Regions from separate parts of the Homo sapiens genome. Here region 1 is linked to region 2. Evidence: chromatin contacts called from ENCODE Hi-C or POLR2A ChIA-PET data. All regions are on one chromosome and are shown on one strand. Each heading gives the region's core, a stretch centred on a gene start or an enhancer-like site at or near the end of the contact. The rest is flanking DNA. Distances are from core to core; before and after follow the strand shown. Region 1 overlaps PALM2AKAP2 (PALM2 and AKAP2 fusion). Region 2 overlaps PALM2AKAP2 (PALM2 and AKAP2 fusion).

The links. Hi-C counts contacts between places; a loop is a spot of excess contacts on that map. ChIA-PET counts read pairs that join two places held with the same protein, here RNA polymerase II (POLR2A). Pooled maps may share reads with other maps.
Region 1: a loop to region 2 is called in a map of endothelial cell of umbilical vein, with 5 times the contacts of the local background. The contact joins two enhancer-like sites. A Hi-C loop is called at or near these places in 18 of 168 maps with a recorded cell type or tissue (B cell, IMR-90, OCI-LY7 and 14 more), 35 of 37 single-sample maps with no recorded cell type and 22 of 50 pooled maps. POLR2A ChIA-PET finds 5 or more read pairs at or near these places in 14 of 52 experiments (AG04450, B cell, CD4-positive, alpha-beta memory T cell and 9 more).

The regions. Positions count from the first base shown.
Region 1 is chr9:110,028,245-110,030,944 of GRCh38, reverse strand. All of the region lies in intron 7 of PALM2AKAP2 (PALM2 and AKAP2 fusion), which reads right to left. Among named protein-coding and RNA genes, the nearest start is that of C9orf152, 180 kb to the left of the region's middle. Within about 2 kb of position 1,449, at least 7 of the 41 ENCODE cell types and tissues checked have a DNase peak (open chromatin) inside an H3K27ac peak, as active enhancers do; they include endothelial cell of umbilical vein, where a contact is called at or near this core.
Region 2 is chr9:109,985,477-109,988,176 of GRCh38, reverse strand. The region is part of intron 6 of PALM2AKAP2 (PALM2 and AKAP2 fusion); the gene reads right to left. Among named protein-coding and RNA genes, the nearest start is that of PALM2AKAP2, 210 kb to the right of the region's middle. Within about 2 kb of position 1,341, at least 3 of the 41 ENCODE cell types and tissues checked have a DNase peak (open chromatin) inside an H3K27ac peak, as active enhancers do; they include endothelial cell of umbilical vein, where a contact is called at or near this core.

The sequences.
Region 1 (2,700 bases), core at 200-2,699, 43 kb before region 2:
CTAATTTCTGAGGAAGAAGTAGTTGTTGCAATGATAGTAAGCATAAGTGACCTCGAAACAGACCAGCTCGTGGTATGCAGACCTACCAGTGGCCTGCTCTGCTAGGCAATGAATCAAGCATCTTGTATGAGCATGTCATCTTTTTACATACAATTTACATGATGTCATGATTTTTACCAAGTGTATTTTTTACTACTAAGTTTTCACTACAATAAAAAGGGCAAGGGGGCAGGCCACTAGAGAATGGGTAGGAGAAAGAGATGGGAAAGGCATTGGATAATTTATCGAGATAGGAGCACTAGATGCTCACTTCAACAATCTTCAGTATTCATATGATACAGAAAGATCATTCTTCCCATTGTTAGGGCTCAGAAACCTATATCCCCAAATATGATGCTTTGATATTCTGAACCTGAAGAAGGCTCAAGGTCTCTCTGACCTCCCCTCACTCCTGTCTCTCAATCTTCTGTCTCTCCCCTACGCACAGGATGAAATGGTTCTGTGAAGTTCCCTTATCTACCTAAAATCTTACCCTCCAGAGAAGAAAACAATTACTTCTGGTCTCTTCCTTGAGTTGCCATTAGCAACTCATATAGCAGGAAGAAAGACTGAATGAAGTCTGTCAACACATCTGAACAGACTTCTGTCACAAATTGTTGTCTGTTCTGTGGGCCCAACAGACTTTGTCCCAGGTCACTGTTGGTTCTTCAAGTAAAAATCATTTACTGCCCTTCCCCCCACTTCCTATCTCCACACTTCCTATCTCCGTTTCCTCTAAGAAGAAGGGTATATAACCATCTGTACCCCATTGTGTGTAATTTTCTCTCTTTGCACATTAGTAAACTTCTATGCCATTTCTCCCGTTAATCTGTCTAGTGTCAATTGATTTTTCAACGAAATTTCAGAGGGCAAAGGGAAAGTTTTCCCTTGGCCCCTACTCTATGAATCCAACAACTTTTCCTGATAACTACAATCTTGATTTATGAGACCTCTCTGATACCTGACCAGTTGCAGAAGGACAAGGCTTATCGTAAGTGGCCACATGAGTTCTACCCAGGATTTCAGAAATAATTTGCAATCATTCCAAACCCTCAGGGACATGAATGGTAATTTATTCAGACATTAACTGGAGAGACAAACTGGTTCCCTGCCTAAATGGGAACCAGGTTGGCTACCTTCCAGTCGCACTAAAGACCAATAGTTTCTGTCACTGGGTTCTGTGTTTGGTTTGCGTGGCTTGGTTCTTTCACAAGTCATAGACTTTGGTACTTGCAAATGAGCCTTGTTGCAAAACTAGCTTGATTGGGACAGATTATTCTTAAGAAATGAGGCTTATCTGCAGACAGGCTCTGACATACTGAACAGCAACACGTGACAGTTTCTAGAGCTTTAGCATCATTAGTCATTCTCACTGCTGGAATGTTCAAAATGTGCATAGAAGGAAACAGACAGATGTCCTCAGGAAGCATTTGTGAATGTGTCAGAACTTTTGCTGGGAATATCCATGCCCATGTCATGTATTTTAGGGTGACCACTCAGAGATAGGGGATTTTACCAAGTAGGAGTTGATAAAAGCACAAGAGTATTTCATCAACATTTTAAAAATTGGGATGATGAAGCTATCTGCAGAAAATGAAATTAGGCTAACACTGATATCCCAACTAAAAAGAAGATCCTAGAATAAGGCTTCCAAAAAGTCATGATATACCCAGATTGAGGTAAAGGGTTTTTGTTGTTGCTGTTGTTCAAAAGAAAAAACAATCAAACAAACAAATAGAGGGTAGTGTTTCTCATAGTTTCACTTCATAGAGAAACCAATGAGGTACAAATCTTGGCATGGATCAGATTTGGATTCCTAGCAAAGAAGCATATCAAGGGATGTCCCTTGATAGGTTATCAGCATATTACAAGTCCTTAAAATATACATCTGTCTGGTTTAAAGCTTAATAAAATACATTGTCATGTTTAAAATGAAAAAAGTCTTTTTTTTTTTTTTTCAAAAAGAACCCAAAACCACAAATAATCCCAAAGGACAATAATCAAAACACATTACGCGGTTCCCTTCATTTCCTTTGCAACACTCCTCTTGCCTAGGGCCACTGGACTTGGCAAATAAAAATACAGAACACCCAGTAAAATCTGAATTTTAGGTAAACAACAAATAATTTTTTAATATAAGTATGTCCCATGCAATTTAATTCAAATCGAACTGGACATCTAATATTTTATCTGGCTAAGCTACCCTTGCCCTGTCATTGGAGCTCCCCTGCTTTAGCTAATTAAAAAAAAATAAACCTGCACTTATTAAAACCCAAACAGAGAGGCTACAAAGTGTCCTTCCATCTGGGTTCAAAGCTTGGCTCCACCACACACTCACTTTGAGATCTTGGGTAAGTTACTTTACTGTGCCACAGCCACCACATCTGTAGAATGGGATTAATAACAGTTTCTCCTTAGCAGAGTCATCTGGAGGATTACACGAGATGGTGTATGTGTAGCACAGTACTCAGCTCAAAGCAAACGTTCAACCCATGTTAGCTATTATTGTTGGCAAGAGAACACAGCGAAGAAATAAAACGGCAAAGAAGAAGGTACCTGAGATTATTCACTTGCCACGAATATTCCTTATCTACACATAGATTATTGAAAGCTGTCAATGGTTGTGACTTCATTTCTTTCACATTTATTTTATTTGACAAA
Region 2 (2,700 bases), core at 92-2,591:
GAAACTTAGCTTTGTTAGGGAACAAACACACTTATTAGACTGCAGATTGGTACTATAAAGCAGTTTTGCCTCTTGAGATAATAATAACCTAGGCCACATGTCAAAGGACATGTAGCAGAAAGCACCCTTACTCTGTAGAACAGAACCCATACTAAATTCATGGTAGAAATCCTATGTCCCTTGCCAGGGACTGGTTTAGGAAAGGGACTGGCCAAAGAAATGTTGAATGAACAATGAAACAGAGACTGATGAGGAATCTCTAATATTTTCTTGCTCGTTAAAAGAGACACAGATGAAGAAACTTCCTTTTCTTCTTCCACTGAACATTGTCATATCTGTGAGGTACGGTGATGTTTATGCTGTGGCAGCCATTTTGTGACCATGAGGACATCCTTCACAACAGAGATGTTCCCCCAAAGATGGCAGAACAAAAACATGGAAGCAAACTGGGCCCTTGAGGATGTCACTGTGTTGTAAAATTAAACAACTCCATAGCAGCCCTACCACAGGAATTCTTGTTATGGGCAATTATATTGTTTTCTTGTTGTTCAAGCCAACTGAGATATAATTTTCTGTTACTTGTAGAAAAAGCATTCCAGGAAATGATAAAATAATTTATATTTTTGACTTAATAAGTCACTTTGGAGATGATATATCAAAGAAATGCCCAAAAGATAGCAAGTTTTTATCTGAAGCTGAAAAACACAGAGACGTGTACATGAAAATCACATTATGAAAAAGGAAAGCAGGCTGGTCATGGTGGCTCATGCCTGTAATCCCAGCACTTTGGGAGGCTGAGGTGGGCGAATCACAAGGTCAGGATTTCGAGACCAGCCTGGCCAATATGGTGAAACCCCCTCTCTACTAAAAATACAAAAATAAGCCAGGTGTGGTGGCGCACACCTGTAGTCCCAGCTACTCAGGAGGCTGAGGCAGAAGAGTCACTTGAATCCAGGAGGTGGAGGTTGTAGTGAGCTGAGACCATGCCAATGTACTCCAGCCTGGGCAACAGAGCAAGACTCTGTCTCAAAAAAAAGAAAAGAAAAGAATAGAGAAAGGAAGGCAGAACATAACGGGTAGGTGCATGATCCTGACAATGTAAATATTCACACAGCTTCCACCAAAGATCATAAGACAATTCAATGTCATGGCAATAGTTTATTATTGAATGTCCACTACATTATGTTTCTGTAAATGATTACTCAAGTTGAAACACTTACTGAAATTTCTGAGAAAAGAGATAGCATCAGGCCACAAATATGAACTGCTGCACAAAATAAATGGCAGAGAAATGTCTATTGAGGAGGGGCATGTGCTTTAGGAAATGCTTCTAGAACTAGTCATTCCAAGCCTATGATTTAGAGCTTTCTCCTCAATGCAGTTATCCATTATAATAACTAAAATATGTGACAGAAGTTTTCAAAACATATGAAACACACAGACTTCAAGGAAAAGAAAGGCAAGAATTGTGATGAAGTGGGTAAAGACTCAGAGAAAATAATACAAGAGAATGTCAATATTTCTTACACAATGAATTTCCAAAAATATGTCACAAGCACAGACTGAGTCTTGTTTTAATTGGCACAAACACAAGGGAAACAGAAAATTTAAGTCAGAGAAGCCGTAGCACTGAAAATTCTATTTGCATCTGCCTGAAAATCAGAGAAAATGTTGAGAAAGGAAGAACTGGACATAAAGGAAACCTATCAGATCCATATTAGATGAAACAGCTGCATGAATCTTTTCATAGGAGGTGCTTATAGCCCTTTATTTTTGGAATTTCTCTTTCAAGGATCACCAATGAAACTGAATTTTGTTACTCATAGTATTGACAGCTAAATTAAGACAGATCAGAAAATCAAGGCCAAGAAAATTACTGTAAAATTGGAAGGTTCATTGTGAACTGTAAGAAAATCATTCAGAAAAACACATTAATTACATTCAATCAAATACACTTTTACCCCCTAAACTTTCACGCAGCTCTATGTCATTCAGTTTCTCAAACGTTGACTCAAGGAACACACTATACCAAGGCTTTATTAGATATTAGCTTTCTTTGCACCTTGAACCACAGCCTAAGGTTAAATGTTTTCAGATCTGGATTTTGGTAGCGGGTCGCATTTCTTTTGAATTTGATGACGTATTAGCAGTTGGAGCCAGTTTAATGAGGTGAGAAAGATGTCAGATTAACTGGGAGGTATGCAGCCGGAATAAAAGAAAACTCAAAGGCCGGGTGCAGTGGCTCATGTTTGTAATCCCAGCACTTTGGGAGGCCAAGGTGGGGGGATCATTTGAGGGCAGGAGTTCAAGACCAGCCTGGCCAACATGGTGAAACCCCATCTTCACTAACAATACAAAAATTAGCCGGGCATGGTGGTGCATGCCTGTAATCCCAGCTACTTAGGTGGCTGAGGCAGGAGAATTGCTTAAACCTAGGAGGCGAAGGTTGCAGTGAGCAGAGATCACACCACTGCACTCCAGCCTGGGCAAGAAAGCAAGACTGTTAAAAAAAAAAAAAAAGAAAGAAAGAAAACTCAAGACAGTTTTTTTTTTTTTTGAGACGGAGTCTCGTTCTGTCGCCCAGGCTGGAGTGCAGTGGTGCCATCTCGGCTCATTGCAAGCTCCACCCCCCAGGTTCACGCCATTCTCCTGCCTCAGCCTCCCGAGTAGCTGGGACTACAGGTGCCCGCCACCACGCCT